Regions from separate parts of the Mus musculus genome. Here region 1 is linked to region 2. The links are chromatin loops, found by intact Hi-C in ENCODE. Cell type or tissue: heart. All regions are shown on one strand. Links, peaks and the distances in the headings refer to the core of each region. The heading gives the core; the rest is flanking DNA. Region 1 overlaps Ttc24 (tetratricopeptide repeat domain 24). Region 2 holds the start of Nes (nestin).

The links. Hi-C counts contacts between places; a loop is a spot of excess contacts. Peaks named below come from ENCODE experiments on the same cell type or tissue, not always from the same donor. Only the 100,000 strongest peaks of a DNase experiment are listed, where the experiment ranks them.
Region 1: a loop joins it to region 2, with 6 times the contacts of the local background. A loop is called at or near these places in 10 of 42 quality-filtered maps.

Annotation. Positions count from the first base shown.
Region 1 is chr3:88,066,738-88,076,596 of GRCm38, forward strand. It overlaps Ttc24 (tetratricopeptide repeat domain 24), which reads right to left. Exons shown (of 10, transcript NM_172526.3): 2 at 8,084-8,780; 3 at 7,714-7,917; 4 at 6,220-6,348; 5 at 5,986-6,098; 6 at 5,570-5,668; 7 at 4,524-4,609; 8 at 4,294-4,391; 9 at 3,584-3,674; 10 at 2,673-3,371. The coding sequence starts at 8,186. The coding sequence ends at 3,290. Among named protein-coding and RNA genes, the nearest start is that of Ttc24, 6.6 kb to the right of the region's middle. In heart, for the core only: a CTCF peak has its summit at 5,286; a DNase peak (open chromatin) is centred at 5,284; H3K27me3 peaks cover 3,719 bases.
Region 2 is chr3:87,964,978-87,974,836 of GRCm38, forward strand. Nes (nestin) reads left to right here and starts at 6,116. Exons shown (of 4, transcript NM_016701.3): 1 at 6,116-7,011; 2 at 8,015-8,139; 3 at 9,825-9,859. The coding sequence starts at 6,226. Gm32518 (a long non-coding RNA gene) reads left to right here. Exons shown (of 3, transcript XR_375786.3): 3 at 716-749. It also overlaps the pseudogene Gm3745. In heart, for the core only: a CTCF peak has its summit at 5,290 (motif pointing right); DNase peaks (open chromatin) are centred at 5,484, 6,114 and 6,774; H3K4me3 peaks cover 3,367 bases; H3K27ac peaks cover 2,687 bases; H3K27me3 peaks cover 747 bases.

The DNA.
Region 1 (9,859 bases), core at 522-8,521, 100 kb after region 2:
GTTTATGGGTTTGTGTACATGTACGTGTTGTTTTGTTTTTGTTTTTATTGTTTTCGTATTTTGCCTGTTTGAGAGAGAGAAAGAAGGTGCAGAGAGGGTTGGATAAGGAGAATCTGGGAGATAGGAAACCATGGCCAGAATATACTGTATGAATCAAAAAAGAAAGGAAGGAAGGAAGGGAGGGAGGGAGGGAGGAAGGGAGGAAAGGAGGAAGGAAGGAATGAAAGTAAGAAGGGAGGGAAGAAGGGAGGGAGGAAGGGAGGGAGGAAGAAAGAAAGCTGGACATGGTGACAGATGCCTTTAATCCCAGCACTCAGGAGGCAGAGGCAGATCTTTGTGAGTTCAAGACCAGCCTGATTTATGTTGTGAGTTCCAGGACAGCCATGTTTTTAATAATACCTGTTTTTAATAATAATAATAATAATAAAGATAAATGTGGGTTTTTTTCTCCGTGAAACTGATTGTTTTCCCACTCCCTCCCTACCCCCTCTCTTTTGCACAAAGCTGGAGATGGAATTGAAAGCTTCTTGTTTGGTAGACAAGTTCTGGACCACAGAGCGGTACTCCTGGCCGTATTAACCAGATTCATGTCTCACAGTGTTACACTCCCAGCCTTGTTAAATGGACTCAGTCTATTTAAAACTCAGGGCACAAATAGAAAACAAGAGACAGTAGGATTGAGGTTTTTCTCTCCTACACCCTTTTAATCATTTCATTTACTTCTGATTTTAACATGGTTAGAAGTAAATTATTTTTACTGCAGCCTAAAATAAAATACATCTATTTTCTACTTATCAATGTGGGGCCAGGGTCCTTTTCCTGAAGTTGGAGCCAGTGAGTGGATTTATGTTTGTTTGTTTCTGAGACAGGATTTCTCTGTGTAGCCCTGGCTGTCCTGTAACTCCCTCTGAAGACCAGGCTGGCCTTGAATTCCGAATTCCACCTGCCTCTGCCTCCTGAGTGCTGGGATTAAAGGTGTGCATCACCTCACTCGGCTAGATTTCACGTGGTTTTTATACAAACCTTACCTGTTACCAGTCACCTGCAATTTCCAGTTTGCTTCTTTAAAAAACAAAAATTTTTTTAGATTTATTTTATTTTATGTGTATGAGTGTTTTGCCTGTGTGTACACCTGTATTTCGTATGCATGCCTGATGCCCTCAGAGGTCAGAAGAAGGCCCTGGATCCCCTGGAACTGGAGTTATGGACAGCTGTGAGCCACCATGTGGGTGCTGAGAATTGAATCCCGGTCCTTTAGAACAACAAATGCTCTTAACCATCTCTCCAGCACCTCCCACCCCCAGTTTGCATTTTTTTGGGGGGCAGGTTTTGAGACAGGGTTTCTCTGTGCAGTTCTGGCTGTCCTGGAACTCACCCTGTAGACCAGGCTGGCCTCGAACTCAGAAATCCGCCTGCCTCTGCCTCCCAAGTGCTGGGATTAAAGGCGTGCACCACCACCTCCTGGCACTCCAGTTTGCATTTTTTGTGATTAGTTTATTTTTATTTTATGTGCATTGGCATTTTGCCTATGTGTGTGAGGATATTAGGATCCTTTGGAGTTACAGACAGTTGTGAGCTGCCCTGTAAGTGCAGGGGAATGAGTCCAGGTCTTCTGGAAGAGCAGCCAGTGAGGGCTTGTAACTGCTGAACCATCCCTCCAGGGTCAGTTTGCTTCTTTAAGGGGAATCAGCAACGTCCAAAGCAAGCAGAGCAAGTAGTGTCAGATTACTCTAGAACCTTAGGATTGGCGCCACTTTGTAACACACACACACACACACACACACACACACACACACACACACACTGCTTGTATCTAATGGCAGCTTTTGAAAATGACTAGACTTGGCCTGGAGCCAACAGTGGAGTGCTTGCTTAGCCCAGGATGCCCTGTTATGCCCTCAGTCCCTAGGAGCAAGCAAAATAAACAGAAACAAACCAAAAAGTGACCTAATTTGAATGAGTCTATTAAGGATCCAACTCAGCTTTGTAGAAACAATGCTTCTTTTTACACTTGGGTCCCAGATTTACATTTTGTACTAAAACACAGCAGACTGCCGGCCAGCTCAGGTGCCAGTGGGGCGGGGGTGGGGCTGCACAGAGGCCTGTGTCACTCAGTTTGACCTCCAGGTCCTACTGGTGTGACTGCATCTTTTTTTAAAGATGTATTTATTTATTTTATGTATATGAATACACTGTAGCTGTACAGATGAATTCTATTGTGAGTCTTCATGTGGCTGTTGGGAATTGAATTTTTAGGACCTCTGTTCATTCCGGTCAGCCCCGCTTGCTCCGTCCCAAAGATTTATTAAGTACACTGTAGCTGTCTTCAGACACACCAGAAGGGGGCATCAGATCTCATTATGGGTTGTTGTGAACCACCATGTGGTTGCTACGATTTGAACTCAGGACTTTCGGAAGAGCAGTCAGAGGTCTTACCCGCTGAGCCATCTCGCCAGCCCACTACTGGATCTTTAACCCTTTTCACCTTTGAGCTTTCTTTTCCTCATTTTAGTTTTGTTGTTGGATTTTTTTGTTTTTGTTTTTTGGGTTGTTTGTTTGAGACAGTGTCTCACTATATAGCCCTGGCTAGCCTGATTATGCTATGTAGACCAGGCTAGCCTCAAACTCAGGGAGATCTGCCAGCCTTGGCCTCTCTAATTGTTTTGTTTTTTGAGATACATCTTGCTATGTAGCTCAGACTGGCCTTGAAGCGGTGACCTTCCTGCCCTCTCTGAGCTTTAGGATCATAGGCCCGTGTCACTGTGCCCAGCCATCTCTTTTCCTCCCGCACTCCTGTGAGGAAATACCTATAAGTGTTCAGGGTGTGAAGCATGCTCGAAAAATGTCGAAAAATTATCACGGTTATTGTGTGACTTTGGGTATTCATGGGGGACAGTAACTGGAGTGTGTGCCCTCTTATCTTCTGTTGTATGACATTCGTGTCTCCAACATGAGAAGGGGACATGGAGAAGCTCAGTGACCCCAAAGTCACCTGAGCTAGGAAGTCATTTTTAGAACTGGCAAAACGTTTTAACAGTCATGACGTCCCAATCCAGAAAAGCAAGGGACAGTGCTCACTATTCGTTTCCCAGTTTTCGTTTGTCTACTGAGTTCAAGTCCCCCCCAAAGAAGAGCAAAGAGACTCTCAATGCCAAGCCAGCAGAGTCCTTGGCCTGTCTGTTCAGGAGCACCTTGTCCATACCGGCTAAAGAGGCTCCTCCCCAAAGCCCATACAAGTGTCTATCGGGAAGTTCCTGTAGAGGTAAGTGCTGTAGCCAGCAGGTATAGATCACATGATGCTGCAGAGGCCGGACTGGATGCGTGTCCTCTGGAAGTTCCTGCCGAGGGCTTCCTTGGCCCATGTGGATGACCTAAAGGGACAGAGGGGCTGGCGTGGGGCAACTGTGGAAGCACGAGATCTGCCTCCCTGGATGCAGCTTCTCATCTCTGTTTTCTTTAGGACGCTGTTCTCTTACAGCAGTCAGGCTTTGCAGGAGACTGGGATAACGCCGAGTCTTAGATGCTTTCTTCCCTCAACCACAAGCTGCCCATCCTCCAGGGCCCCACCCCTCGGAGGACCCACCTACTGACTCGGAGCTTCTTGGGTGCTATGATGAAGGGATATTCCTCTCCACTGGGACTTGGGCCTCCAGATGGAAGATGGGTTGTGGCTCCTAAGCATGGATGGAGGGGATTAGATACATTTCTCACAGACCTTTTCGTAACCAGGACCTCACAGTGGGAAAGAGGAAGCAGGGGTGGGGACAAATGGGGGCAGATATCTAGCTATGTATTGGTCACTTCACGGAAGATGCCCTGGACAAGCCATGTGCTTGGTAAACACCAGTCCCCTAAGTGATGGAGGAATGAGTCCCTAGAAGGAAACACACCAGGAATCCGAGCCAGCTCACCAAATAGCAAGGCCTTCAGCCCCGTGAGTGAGCTTGAGAGGTTCATGGGACAGCCTAGTAAGGAGAAAAGCCTAACATGGTGCCTGAAGTGGAGCTGGCTCTTCACACACCCTGGGCGCTAAGATACAAAGTTTAAGTTGCTAGGAAACGGCATGAAAGCTAGGGAACAGAGAGCTAGCAACACACACACATCTGGGAAGGCCTGGGAGGAAATGGGCCAGGCCCCCCCCATGAGAGAAGCAGAAATGTGGGAGAGCTGCTGCAGGCAGGGGGAGCCAGAGGTGGGTGGCAGGTGTGTGTGGGGGCACCAGGAAGGTGAGATGAGGGTTCCAACTGCAGGAGTGGGGCGTGTTCCTCCTACCCACCCCCTCTTTCCACTCACGGTTCTGTCTCTGAGGTCCTAACACAGTGGCCGTGTTCACCAACCCCTCCATCTCCTTCTTCTCATGGCCGCCTTCTGACGCTTCACCTTCCCACTGACTGAAAGGTTTTCAGGGACAGAGAACTGGATGTAGCTGGGCTGTGGGACACCCCTGGGGTCAGCTCCCTCCACCCCCACCCCTACCCCAGCCAGCAAACCCTCTTCTACCATGTCAGGACTGCCTGACTCACCTCTCCTGGGCATCTTCTGCACTACTTTGTACCCTGGCTGAGGTCTTTGCCTTCCGTGAAGTCTGCAGCTTTCCAGGAGCAGAGGGCTGGCGAATGTACAGAGAAAACCCACCTGGCTATCACTGCCCTTCCAGCTACCTTTAGGGAGCCACAGTGTCCCCACACAGACTTACGTGCTGGAAGACAGCCCAGGGGGTTTCTGAGACTCAAATTCTGAAGTAAGGCCCTTTGCTCTCTGAAGGTTCACCTACTAAATCTTAGATCAGAAATCAGGCTTGTGGACCCAGCCATAGCCTGACCATTATGCGATGCCCAGTGCCTCTGTGTATTTTCTGAGTTAGTGGAAGGCCTTGGCCCAAGATTTTTGACTTTTAATCCAACCCCCTACCTGTTCCAAGATAACTACCCCTATCCCCCAGTATGGTAACTGAACTAGGGTCTCACATCTGCTGGGCAAGCATCCTACATCTGAACTACACCCTCTCTGCTTCAGGTGAAATAACTGAAGATTATACAGTGTCCTGAGCTTTAAAACAAGAGGGCATTCAACCCATTAAATCCCTCTAATAAAATATACATTTCAATTCTTGGGGTGAGAGGACATTTCCTATAGAGGAAAGCATTTGGAGGGCCTGTGGAGAGAGACTGGAAAGCAAACCGCGCTCGAGGTACAGTCCAAGGAGACCCATAGAAGCCCTACCAAAGAGACAGCTCCTGGAGTTTTCTTGGAGCACCACCCCCATCCTGTGGCCATTTAGGGAATTGCACCCAAGAGCAGCCTCCCAACTCTTCACACGAATGGCTGAAAGGCCTTGGCCTTAACCCAATGGGGCTTGTGACCTCAGCTAAAGTCCCAAGAAACAGCCCGTGGACAAAAAGGTATGTCACAATCTCTGCCCCACCCCCTACAACCTTATATACATCCATCCCTCATGCAAGCCCAGGGGAAAATGAACACGGAGTGGTTAAGTGTGGCATTCCTGAGAAGATTCTTTCTGGGGCATCTTGTCCCCACTCCCACCTCCTCGTCTTAGGTGTCATACTACCAAGAAACGAGCCTGGGCTATCTTCTCCTGAGCCACGAAGGTCCGCATGGCATCTGCCAATTTGGCCACAAGCCGCTCTCGTACAGAACTTGGTTCGTGCTGGGGAGAAAGGAACGGGGGTGGAATGCGGATGAACCGAGCTATGAATCTGCAAAACCAGGAAAGGGACAGAAAGAAAGAGCGAGAGGTCTGATTCCCTTTCTTTGTGCCCTGCCACCATGCCACCATGCCACTATGCCACTGAGCATAAAACTGTAGGCAGACTGCCTCTTCCTCCAGGTAACAGCTGTGGACCTGGTGTGGTGTTTCTAATCAGTAAATACGTGGTGGGAGCAAGGAGCAAGACTGGCAGTATCAGCCGAGACTTCTGGAGGAGGGGAAGGCAGGAAGTCAGAGGCCATGATGGAGGGTCTCACCTGACACAGGGCCAGCGCTTCCTTATAGTATTTCAAGGCCTGGTCATGTTGTCCCAGTCTGGCTGCAGCTGCCCCAAGGCCCTCACACGCCTGCCACTGTCCCTTCACGTCTCCTAAGGACGAGAGCTCGAAAGATCTTCTCATGTTCCCTGTTCCACAGACCCTTCAGGCATTGTGTACCCTCGGTCTTTGTGTCCCCCTCCCTGAGTTCCAAGCTAACCCTCTCATTCTTACCAGTGTCTTGGGCAGCCTGGAGGGCATGCAAATAGCTGTCCCAGGCAGCCCTGTGGTCCCCCAGCTGGCTCAGTGAAAATGCCAGGCCGCTAAAGCTGCGACCCTGCTCCCACCGCTGGCCCACAGAGCCTGAAATCAGAACAGGTCAGTCTGAGTAGGGACTTGGTTGCTGGGGCAATGAAACCCTGCCCTCAACAAGGGAGGATCCCAGGAGTCCCAAAGTTCAGCCTCAGCGCCTGTAGGTGACCCACAAAGACCTAAGTTATCCAGGTTGAGCCTCTCACCTTGTTTTACCCCAAATACCTCCCTAGCAAGTTGGGACCTGTGGGTTAAGAGACTATATTAATATGCTGAGGAAAAATAAATAAATAAATAAATAAATAAATAAATAAAAGATCAGAGATCTGTCTCTACCTCTGGAGTGCTGGGATCAAAGGTGTGCACCATAGCGGGCAGGTTAAAAAAAAAACAAAAAACAAAAACTATTTAAGGGCTAGACACCCAGGTCATAGATTCATAGATACCCAGGTCCAATCTCACTTGTGTGATTGGATACCGTGTGTGTGTGTGTGTGTGTGTGTGTGTGTGTGTGTGTGCGTGTGTGTGTGTGTGTGTGTGTGTGTGTGTATGTTTCTGTAGTGCTGGGAATGGAATCCAGGGCCCTGTGCATGTCAGGCAAGTGCTTTGCCACTGAGCCCCACCCTCAGCTACCATTGTTTTTAATTTTTTCATATTTGTTTCTGTGGGTATATGGCTGTGCACAGAAGGGAGTCAGGACCACTTGCGGGAATTGGTGCTCTCTGACATCCACATGGGTTCTGGGAAGTGAACTCGGGCCAACTTGCTTAGCAGTAAGTACCCTTCCCTGCTGAGCCATCCCATCTGCCCCTCACAGCACCATCATTATGTGTGGCAACTAAAGGGCAGAGATGGGAAGTGGTTTGCTGCTGAAGGAGGAGATTCAGGGCAGCACCTGTGGCCTCCCAACCTCCAGCTCCAGGCCACTGTGCTCACTACCTTCTGCTCTGTCTGCTTCTTCCATTTCAGGTAGTCCCAGCCCAGTAACTGGTCCCAGAGATTCAGCCAGCCATGCTCCCGGTGTAGCGCCTTGCCGATCGGGACCCAGGCTCCTCAGTCCCCTCCCAACTCGTGGGACACCACCCCGTTCATTGGAAACATTTTATTCTTTTTCTTTTTTGACAGGATACTATGTAACCCAAGCTGGCCTGGAATTTGGATCGCTTAAAGCTTCTGATTCTCTTGTCTCCACCTACTGAGCACTGAGACTGCAGATGAGCACCACTGCACTGGGTCTATGTGGTGCTGGGAACCAAATCAGAGCTTTGTGTATGCTGGGCAAGCACTCCAGAAATGTGGTGTGTGTGTGTGTGTATGCACACACATGCATATATGATGTATATGTATCCTCTCCAAGCCTGAAACCTCTTTTTAATCCTTTAGTCTTGGCCCCAGTCCCCAGTCCCTGGGACCCACCATGCAGACTTGCAGCCTTCTGGTGAAACTCCTGGGCTTCCCAATAGTTGCCAAGGACATTGTGGGTCATTCCAAGATTTTGAAGCACTGTAGCCTGCTCTGATGGCTGTCGACACAGGGGTAGGGCCTGCAGGAAGGCCTCTACTGCCAGAGGGAACAGTTGGAGTTGGAAGTAACCCATGCCTAGATCATTGTAGAATGGCCCTGGAGAATAGAACCAAAGTCACTGATGGCCAGATGGGCCATAGCTAAGGCTGTAACGGTATAGCTTCTGACCCACTCACTCCTCCAGATTCCCCAGCCCCCAGGACACCACCGAGCTTAGGCTCAGCACCTCTTTAGAGCCCACACCTTGTTTACTAAGGCTCACCTAGCAGTCCCTGGTCGGTGCTCCGGTCAGCATCAGCAAGCTTGCGGCTCTCCTCCAGAGCCCGCAGCACATCACTCAGTCCATACTGCCGACTGCTCAGCATACATCTCACGGCAGCCACCTGAGCCAAGGCTGCATCCCAGAGCTGGCCTGCATGGGCATAGGCCTGGCTTGCTTCCTGTAAACTGCAGGCTGCTTGCTTAGGCCATCCCAGGGCCTGATAGCAGGCTCCTATTTTTGCCTGTGCCTCCCCATGGTAGCCCTGTGGTTGGTAATGGACCAGAGCCCTGTGGTACCAGTCCAAAGCTTGAGTCAGGTCACCAAGGGCGTGATGGGCTAAAGCCACATTGAAGCACTGGTCACCATGACACCAGCCTTCGGACTTCTCTTCAGGGTGGGCTCTCAGAAGTAGCTCAAGACCTGTGGCTGGGTCTCCAGTCTCCACATAGGCAGCCCCTAAGTTAAAGGCACAGGCTTGAAGAATGGAGCTGTCTCTGGTTGATGGGGCCTTGGAGGCCAGCAGGAAGGCCTTCTGGAAGCTGCCCAAGGCCTCCTGAATCTGAGCAGCATGCAAGGCCCTGTGGCCATCCCTGGTGAGGCTCCGGATCTTGGCTTCTTCTTGCAGCCTCTTCTTTTTCTCCTTTTTCTTCCTGCAGTTTGAGGGTTTTGGCACAGTCTCAAGCTTCCAGTGGCTATCCTTAGGGATAGGGGAAGACCCAGGGTTGATGCCAGGAACAGAGAGGTCAGCATGTCAGCCTTAGTTCTCGCCCTCTACCTCTCCAATAGGATCCCTTAAGGGAAATTTGGCTCTACCTCTGGCCTCCAGGGACCAAGGATTTTCCTCTGAACTCTTACCTTGCTTCCTGTGTCCCACTGGGCAGCATTTTGACTTTCTCTCTTTAGAACTCTCCCAAGTTCTTCGTCAGGACTCAGACCAAGTAACTTTCTGAACACTGCCTTCTGTGAATCCAATCCCCCATGTTACCAAAACCAAAACCAGACCAATCAAAAGTCCTGCAAACTTCTGTAATTTCTCAGGATTCTTCCTCCCTAAGTCTTTCCCCTAATGTCTACTCCCAGCATTGGAGATTGAACCCAACTTTCAAGGCAAGCACTCAACACTGATCTGCACCAGATGCTCTGTTTATCACAGTCTGTCACTGGCCTGGGAATGAGTTGAAGGCATTAGATCTTTAATGAAAGTTTACTAAAGGGTTGGGGCCGGAGCACTGGCTCAGCAGTTAAGAGTACTTGTTGCTCTAGCAAAGGGTTCAGGTTTGGATCCCAGCGCCCACAAGGTGACTGACAATCACCTGTAATTCCAGTTCCAGGAGATCCAACTCCTCCTTGTCTCTGAGGGCATCATATGCACTCGGTGCATGGACATGCATGCAAGCAAAACAGCCATACACATAAAATAAAAATATTTTTTAAGAGGGCTGGAGAGATGACTTAGTAATTAAGCCTAATTAACTCTGCTTTTTCCAGAGATCCTGAATTTGGTTTCCAGAATCCAGGTCAGACAGCTTGCTCACAACTACCTGTAACTGTAACTCCAGGAAATCCAAAGTTTTTGGTATACACACACGCATACACACACATGCATACACACACACACACACACACACACACACACACACACACTCTCTCTCTCTCTCTCTCTTTTTTTTTTTTTGGTTTTTCAAGACAGGGTTTCTCTGTATAGTCTTGGCTGTCCTGGAACTCACTTTGTAGACCAGGCTGGCCTCGAACTCAGAAATCCACCTGCCTCTGCCT
Region 2 (9,859 bases), core at 610-8,609:
GAACTTACTGTGTCTCTATGAACCCAGGTTGACCTTGAACTCTTTTTTTTTATAGTTTATTGTTTTGTGTGATTTTTTTAAAAAGTTTTTTTATTTTATGCATATAATGCACACTACCATTGCTCTCCTCAGACACACAGAAGAGGGCATCAGACCCCATTACAGATGGTTGTGAGCCATCATGTGGTTGCTGGGAATTGAACTCAGGACTTCTGGAAGAGCAGTCAGTGCTCTTAACCACTGAGCCACCTCTCCAGCCCCATGATTTTTTAAAAATGTGTATGGATGTCTGTGCATGCAGTGGAGGCCAGACAAGGACACTGAATTCTCTGGAGTTTCCAACACTTGTGAGCTGCCATTGGTCAAAGGGAATTGAACTCAGGTCCTCTGAAAGAGCAGCCAGTGTGCTCTTAACATCTGAGCAATTTCTCCACCCACCCCCAAAAGGATACAGAGTCAAGAATGTGGGGTTGATTTACTTTGAGACAGGGACTCTCTAAATAGTCCTGGCTGTCCTAGAACTATGTGGGTCAGGCTGGCCTCAAACTCACAGAGATCTGCCTCCCTCTACCTGCAAGTGTTGGGATTAGAAGCATGGGCCACTGTGGTGGTTTGAATATGCTTGGCCCAGAGAGTAGCACTATTACAAGGTATGGTCTTGTTGGAGAAGTGTGTCATTGTAGGAGTAGGCTTTGAGACCCTCCCCTTTTCCTAGCTGCCTGGAAGACAGTCTGCTCCTGGCTTTCCTTTGGATGAAGATGCAGAACTCTCAGCAACTCCTGCACTGCCATCTTCCCTGCCTTGATGATAATGGACTGAACCTCTGAATCTGTAAGCCAGCCCCTATTAAATGTTGTCCTTAATAAGAGTTGCCTTGGCCATGGGGTCTCTTAACAGCAACGGAAACCCTGATGGCCACCATGCCTCTAGGATTTTATTGTGGTTTTTTGTTTTGTTTTGTTTTGTTTTTTTGTTTTGTTTTTTTGTTTTTGTTTTTTGTTTTGTTTTGATTTTTGTTTTTTTTTAAAGATTTATTTGTTTTATGTATATGAGTATACTATAGTTGTCTTCAGACACACCAGAAGAGAGCATCAGACCCCATTACAGATGGTTGTGAGCCACCATGTTGTTGCTGGGAATTGAACTCAAGACCTCTGGAAGAGCAGTCAGTGCTCCTAACTGCTGAGCCATCTCTCTAGCCATGTTGACCTCTTGTACTCCTGACTGAACCCTTTGTGTACTGGGATTACAGATGTAATGCCAGGCCTAGCTCATTTCTCTCCTATTTTGTCAAGATCTCTTGTTTTTTGTTTTTTTTTTTTTTTCATGAATGTAGATCTGATAAACATGGTTTCTACTCGATTCACGGCTAAAATAAAAACATTCAGCATGGTCGAGTGCTTGCCTAGCATGCATGAATCACTAGGTTTAGGCCCCAGCACCGGTAAATGAAACACCATACCCTACCCACTTTCAGTCGTCAGGGAAAAGGACAGGCCTCTTCCTGGGTTGCCCAGAGAGGCCTTGGCTTGCTTAGGGATCTCTGTCACTGTTTTTTTCTGTCTTGTTGTCTCTTCTCTCTCTGTCTCTATCTTTTGTTGCTTTTCTCTGTCTCTGTTTTTGGGCCTCTGTCTCTCTGTCCTACTTTTCTTGGTCCTGCCTGTAGCTCTGTCTCTCTCTATCTCCACTCCTCTCTGTTGTCTCTATCTCTCTGTGTCTCTTGCTCCAAATGGCTGCTGATCTGTTTTGCACTTACCTAGTGTAGTGGCATGTGGCCCATATGCTGTATGCTGTGGTCTTAGGAGATAATAATAACAACAACAATAACAACAGTGCTGGTGAGATGGCTCAGCGGTTAAGAGCACTGACTGCTCTTCTGAAGGTCCTGAGTTCAAATCCCAGCAACCACATGGTGGCTCACAACCACCCACAGTGAGATCTGACACCCTCTTCTGGCACATCTGAAGACAGCTACAGTGTACTAATGTATAATAATAAATAAATCTTTTAAAAAAAAGAGTACTCGCTGCTCTTAAAACAAACAAACAAACCAATAACAGCAACAACCACAACACTGCAGCTGAAGTCTCACAGATTCCTCAAAGCCAAGAATACAGCTCAAAGATTACTTGTCCAGTATTCATGGTGTCCTGGGGTCCATCTGTAACCAATGCAGCCCCCAAAGGTTGAGAGAGGGTTCCCTGTAGGTATAAATTTTTTGCAACCTACTTTTAATAAGGGTTCTATCCCTACCACCCAGCAAAGGTAGTAGAAGAGAAAAGTTATTAGGCTATGGTGGAAGTGGACCTGTTCAGCAATAGTTCTTTGGGAACAAGCTCGATTTGCTTTGACAGCAGTTCATTCCCATAGCAAACACCAAATACGACTCAGCAGCTGCAGACCAGTCCTCTAGGCAGGCAGACACCATGCATGAACCAGCAGCTACAGTCCAGTTCTCTCAGCAAGCAGACACCAGGCAGCTGTAGTTCAATCCTGAAGAAACTGCCAGGCTTACCAGCCTGCCTGAGGTGAGGCTGCAGAAGCAGCAAGCTGCCTCGGGAACCTTGAGAGCAGTGCTTGGGTGAGTTTCTCTCGGTGGCAGCATTATCACAAGGTGAGCCCAACAACACTATATATGATGAATCAATACATGTGTGCCTTTAGCGAAGAATATCAAGGTGGAGCAAACAAAACTCAGTGCTCGTCTCTTATTGCCTGTGGGGTCATATTTATACTCCTTCATCAAGAGTCCTCTCATGTGTTTGCTATATCCAAACATCCTCTCACCTGTGTCTGCTTCAGGAAAACAGCCTCTCACGTGTTTGCTTTAGTAAGACATGCTTTCACCTGTGTGCTCCAGTCAAACATTTGACATCACTAACTTATTCAGGGCTATTGAGATGGAAGGGGCGAATTCAGAGCCACAGCCCTGTGCAAGGCACCGCAGTCTCTCTAGAACACGATCAGTGCTCAAGGAACTCTGCTGAGAAGGACAGAGAAGGGCCACTTATCCTCTTTCCACTGGAGACCTCAGTGCCCGAGGAACATTTGCATGATCCACAGTAGCAAGTATGTAACAGGCATACAAGCCAAATACTGATAATCATAAAGACATTTATGTTAGAGCAAATCTCTGGTATACAGATGATTTTTCCATTTTTAAAAGATAAAAGAAGGGGTGGGGGAGTCTGGGGAGAACGTTCAGAAGTGGCACCTCACGAGGGGAAGGAAAAGAGGGAAGAACAGGTCACCAGCCTTGGACCTCAGGTGACTGAAGGAGAGAATGTATTTGTTGCCTGTCAGACCTTTGCGTCCTTCAGTGACACCCTTGTCCATGTTACTGATCTTTCTGGCAAGGAAACCGTCTGCCGTGTGACTGGCAGGATGAAGGTAAAGGCTGCCTGAGATGAGTCCTCTCCGTATGCAGCCATGTTGGCTGCCCAGGATGTTGCCCAGAGGTGCAAGGGGCTGGGCATCACCACCCTGTGTATCAAACTCCGGGCCACAGGAGGAAACAGGACCAAGACCCCAGGACCTGGAGCCCAGTCAGCCCTCAGAGCTCTGGGATGAGGATTGGGCAGATAGAAGTTGTCATCCCCATCCCCTCTGACAGCACTGGAAGGAAGAGGGTCATCATGGTTGTCATCTGTGAACAGGACTTCTCAAATTATTTTCTGTTAATGAATTGCTTTGTGTAAGCTAAAAAAAAAAAAAAAGATGAAAGGAGATTTCCCTGCGAATGGGAAGGATTGCTTGCTTATTGTTTTTTCGAGACAGGTTTCTCTGTGTAGCCCTGGCTGTCCTGGAACTCACTTTGTAGACCAGGCTGGCCTCGAACTCAGAGATCCACCTGCCTCCACCTGCCTCTGCCTCCCAAGTGCTGGGATTAAAGGCATGCGCCACCACTGCCTGGCCTGCTTGTTTATGCTTATGTAGAGCTGAATCTTGCCTGAACATTTGGTACTTCAGGTCCATGATGGAACACCTTCAACATTTTCAGAATTGATCCATACTTTAATTTAAAAAAATAGTTTATTGTTATTTGTGTGTGTGTGTGTGTGTGTGTGTGTGCATGGGCGTGTATATCTGTGTGTGGATGCATGCAGAGGTCAGAGGCTTTGATGTCCCTGGAGCTGCATGTGGGTGCTGGGAATGGTACTTGAGTCCTCTGGAAGAGCAGCAAGTGCTTTTGACTACTGAGCGTCTGTCTCTCCAGCCCAGATATCCTGATTTCGTAACCATCAGTGCTGAGAATGCCAATCTGTATGAACGATTCTGCCCATAGAAGTATGTTTAGGACCATTTCAGACATTTTTGGAAATTTTGTCCTAATCCCAAGTCAAAATTCACTGAACGATTTATTTATTTATTATATATAAGTACACTGTAGCTGTCTTCAGACACACCAGAAGAGGGCATCAGATCTCATTGCAGATGGTTGTGAGCCACCGTGTAGTTGCTTGGAATTGAACTGAGGACCTCTGGAAGGGTAGTCAGTGCTCTTAATTACTGAGCAGTCTTTCCAGCCCCCTATTTTTTTTTTCTTTTAAGGCAGGATCTGACTATGTAATCCTGGGTGGCCCAGAACTCATTTGCTATGTAGAGGCTGGCCTCAAACTCAGAGATTGGCTTTATTCTTTCTCTTGCGTGCTGGGGTTAAAGGGATTAAACTGGCCTCACTGAACAAAGTTTGATGAAACTCATGTCATTGACTCAAACAGCTATTTTAAAGAATTTAGATTTATTATTGTTCTTCTTATTATTGGTGTGTGTGTGTGTGTGTGTGTGTACAGGTGCACCATGCCACAGTATGCCATGTGGGAACCAGTCTCTCCTCAGCTCACTATGCGGGTCCTGAACATCACAGTAGGGAGCATGGCAACAGGCAGGCGGTTATGGCACTGGAACAGCAGCTGAGAGCTCAGGTCTCAATGTACAAGCACAAGCCTGCCCCCAGTGACACACCTCCTCCAACAAGGCCATTCCTCCCAATCCTTTTTTTTTTTTTTTTTTTTTTTTTGGATTTTTGAGACAGGGTTTCTCTGTGTAGCTCTGGCTGTCCTGGAACTCACTCTGTAGACCAGGCTGGTCTCGAACTCAGAAATCCGCCTGCCTTTGCCTCCCAAGTGCTGGGATTAAAGACATGTGCCACCACTGCCCGGCCCCAATCTTTTTAAACAGGTCCTCCACCTGGGGAGCAAGCATTCAAATATTTGAGCCTGAAATATTGGTCCCTTGTAGAAAATCTACAGCTTCATTTCTTTCTTCGCCAAACTTCATGCTTAGCCACCAGGGGGCTCTCTTGAGAGCCGCGTAACTTCTTCACTAAATGACAAGAGGGATCGAACTTCAAAGGAGAAAAACTTTCCCTTGCTAGTCTCCTTTTCCTGGTGCGGGGTAGGGTAGGGTAGGACGTCCCTCTGCGGGTACGAACTGGGCATTGTGTCTGCTAACATTAACTGGGCAGGGGTACTGGCACAGGCATTTAATCCCAGCACTGGGGAAGCTATGGCAGGAGCGTCCCTGAGACCTGCCTGATCTACATAGCCATACCAACCATCTGAAGAAAAGGGGTGGTGGTGGTGTTTACTACCCAGGCTGGTGTCAATCCTACTTCAGCCTCCGGAGCACTGGCAGACTTCCCTCAGTACCAGTGGGCTCCTCTTTCTTCGGGCAGTGTTTCTTCGCAATGTTGCCTCTCTTGGGGGTGAGTATTTACTGTTATACACAAAACACTGCACCGTCCGTTTTTCCAACAGTTCACGAGGTTTCCAACACCAAGCCATTTTATAAATGAGGAGCTGAGTCCTAGAGGATTTGAGTAAGAGTGTAGAGAAAGGAGGTCCTGGGGCCCAGTTCTGTGCATCTTAGGGTGTTCTGGGCTGTCTGGCTGTATCTCAAGCCTCTTTCGGAAAATCACCCGCACCGGACGGGATCCCCGCCAGGGCGAGGCTACAATTTGATTCTTCTCTGCTGAGCTGGGATGATGCAGGGACCCGGGCTGTGTGTTGCACTGAACTCTAAAGGGTTAAGGCCTAGGGACCGCCCCTTTTCCGCCCGGCCGGCGGGAGTATGAATACCCTCGCTTCAGCTCGCTGCTGGAATCCTCCGCTTCCGCTGGGTCACTGTCGCCGCTACTCCCTTTCTCCCCCTTAAAAGCTCCAAGGGCCACTCCCTTCTCTAGTGCTCCACGTCCGCTTGCCCTCGGGGGGCCAGACCAGCGACATGGAGGGTTGCGTCGGGGAAGAATCTTTTCAGATGTGGGAGCTCAATCGACGCCTGGAGGCCTACCTGACCCGGGTCAAGACGCTGGAGGAGCAGAACCAGCTGCTCAGTGCCGAGCTTGGGGGACTCCGGGCGCAGTCCGGGGACGCCTCCTGGCGAGCCCGAGCCGACGACGAGCTGGCAGCCCTGCGGGTCCTCGTCGATCAGCGCTGGCGGGAGAAGCACGAGGCTGAGGTGCAGCGCGACAACCTTGCCGAAGAGCTGGAGAGCGTGGCGGGCCGGTGCCAGCAGGTGCGGCTCGCCCGGGAGCGGACCATCGAGGAGGCGGCCTGCAGCCGGCGCGCGCTCGAGGCGGAGAAGAATGCGCGGGGCTGGCTGAGCACCCAGGCTGCCGAGCTGGAGCGCGAGTTAGAGGCTCTGCGAGCGTCGCACGAGGAGGAGCGCGCGCACCTGAACGCCCAGGCCGCCTGTACGCCGCGCCGACCCCCCGCGCCGGCCCACGCATCCCCCATCCGGGCCCCTGAAGTCGAGGAGCTGGCCAGGCGCCTAGGCGAAGTGTGGCGCGGGGCGGTGCGTGACTACCAGGAGCGCGTGGCTCACATGGAGAGCTCGCTGGGCCAGGCCCGCGAGCGTCTGGGCCAAGCCGTGCGGGGCGCTCGGGAGAGTCGCTTAGAGGTGCAGCAGCTGCAGGCTGATCGCGACAGCCTCCAGGAGCGCAGAGAGGCGCTGGAACAGAGATTGGAAGGCCGCTGGCAGGACCGGCTGCAGGCCACTGAAAAGTTCCAGGTGAGGAGGGTCACCAACACGCCCACCCTGTCCCTGGTAAAACCAAGCCCTAGGAGGTACTTAGGATGGCAAGAGACCTTCAGGAAAGGGGTGGGGGCAAGGACAACTGTATTCAGGAGTCCTTGCTCAGAGCAAGCACAAGTCCTAGACTTCCCTGTCCAGACAGGCAGGATGGATGGAATTCTGAGACCTCCTAGCACAGCCCCCTTGAAAGGCCCGCAGGCCAATACCCACTGTAGCTGCTCCTCACTCTTTGAATGGCAACCCCTCTCTAGGGTGACTCCCTGTGCCCTTCACTATGCAGTTGTCAATCAGAAGGTGCCCAACACATGCTCTCTCCCCACCAGAAGGTTCCTAGCAACCATAGTGAAGGAAGGCAGTGTGAGCCACCGCAGACCACCAGCCCCTCTCTGTGTCAAGGCTTCTCAGCTCCCTGAAGCGCATTCCAAAGGCCTGGGGCACCCTCCCCCTCATATTGCACAGATGTGACCAACAGCTGAGAAAACAGCCTCTTGCCTGGCCCAGACAGAAGTCCCGACGTGACCACCTGCCCACTCTTCTTGGGGGAGAAGGATTCCAGAACAAGTGGGAAGTGGAGGAACCCAGCCTGCTATGAGGAGCCGGGGGCAGTGGTGGCCCAGCTGCTTTCCTTCCAAGCCTTCTCGAGGCGACTCTTGATAAATTGCTTTTTCCTTCTGTTTCCACTTTGCCTCCTCTTCCGCTGTGTAACCCATCTCCTCTCCTTTATCCCATCTCCTCCCGTGGGAGCTAGGTTCTCAATAGCATGTGTTACCATTTAACCAGCATCCTAAGAAGAAGCCTGGTCTATCTAGGAGAGGCCTGGAGTGTTTCCTGTGCTTGTCCGGGGGTCCAGCACAGTGCTCCAGACAGGGAGAACGCAGGTAGAGGAACAGGACTCTGCCCTACAAAGATGTGAGCAGTGAAGAGAGTCATGGCCCAGAGCAGAGGCCCCTCCCACTCACTCTGCCGGCTTGCTTTGCAGCTGGCTGTGGAAGCCCTGGAGCAGGAGAAGCAGGGTCTACAGAGTCAGATCGCTCAGATCCTGGAAGGTGGGCAGCAACTGGCACACCTCAAGATGTCCCTTAGTCTGGAAGTGGCTACATACAGGTACACAGTACTGACTGTCTCCTTGGCTGAAGGGCCCCGAAACTTGACCCTGTAAAACTGTTCTATTTACGTGTATTTGTGTATAGGCCCCATGTGTCCAGGTGTCTTAAGAGCCCAGAAGACACTGGGTCCCTTGCAGCTGGAGTTATAGGCTGTGAGCAGCTCCACACTGGTGCTGTGAGCCACACCCCTGTTCTCTGCAAGGGCAGCAAGCACTCTTAACCACTGAGCCATCTGTCCAGCCCTCAGATCCACTTAAAACTTTTTATTACATGTATTTATGTAATGTTTTTGTCTGTGATGGAGGCTTATGAGTCCCAGAGATCAAAGAGGTTGTCTGGCTTGGCAGCTTGGTAGGCATAAACTTGAGCCCACCTGCTCCCAGGTTCGGGACTAGAAGAGATGGTTATGCTTAAAGAGACAACTCAGTCTTCAGGGAGGAGACCAGAGGGTACAGTCACCTGCTCTCGAGTTCTTTGAAAGGCAGGCAATCTCCAGTGTCTATGCCAGATCCCAGGGACACCTGGGCGGTCTCAGGAAAGAGACCTTGCAGGATTGCCTGGTCGTGCTCACCGGTCCCCTAGCCCGGGCCTCAGCTGTGTCTGGGGTAAGAGCTGGGCGCCTAGCCTTCTGCCTTCCTTTCAAGCCCTCGTGTCACTGGCCCTGCCCAGCTCCTGTTGCCCCTTTCTTGGCTGCCTCAGGAAGGCTGAGTGGAACAGCTGTGGGTAGTTTGTGTCCAGCCTCTGTCTGTCAGAAGAGGTCCCGGCTGGAGTCCCACTGTTGAGGGCTGAGGATATCCCGCCAGAGTATGGGGCCAGGACAGGATGTCGCCCTTCTCCAGAATCCACTGGCAAAGAGGCAAGACCAGAGACAGATCTAGGAGAGGAGCTGGAGGGTAGAGTCCAGAGAAGGGAAGCCAGTGAGTGTCTAGGAAGGACTGAATGCACAAGGCAGGACACTATGAGGACGGAGGAAAGGCTATTTTGAGAACCAGATGTGCTCAGAGGCCATGAATGGAAACAAGGGACTAGCTCCGAATCCCTTGTGAACTGATTCCCCTCATCTCCTCCCATCAGCTGTGAACCTAAAGACCTCTGGCCTGAAGGAGGATTTGTGATCCTAAGATGAGGGCCTTCGCCCCAGTCAGTCTTCTGAGGCGAGGGGAAGGGTCCAGGCAGCTCTGAGGAATGTAAGCACTGGTGTTTGCGGTCTGAAAAGGATTTGGAGAAGGAGAGCTGAATTCATTTGCTTTTGTCTGTCACCAGCTCTGGGGGCCTAGGAGAGAGCCATCCCATGGGAACAGCCTGAGAATTCCCACTTCCCCTGAGGAGCCCCTCCTTCTCAGGCCCTCCAGATGGTAGTGTGGACAAAAGGCAATAATTAGCATGAGAATCGGCCTCCCTCTCCGAGGATGAGGTCATCGGCCTTGGCCTTGGGTGGGGAGGCGGAGACTGATCTGAGGAGTCTGATCGAAGTGTTAGCAATTCACTTGGCCCTGCTTCCGAATGTGGGAATCTGCGTGTGGGGTCTCCCTGAGTCTCAAATATGGGTTCACCAAGTATATATCTGTGGGTATATGACTGTGTGGCTTTCATACGACAATGGTCACAATAAAGAGTGATCCTGCAGTGGCAGGACATGCAACCTCAGCTGGGCCTGACCCCATCGCCTCCCCTCCCCCCCAGGACTCTGCTGGAGGCTGAGAACTCTCGCTTGCAGA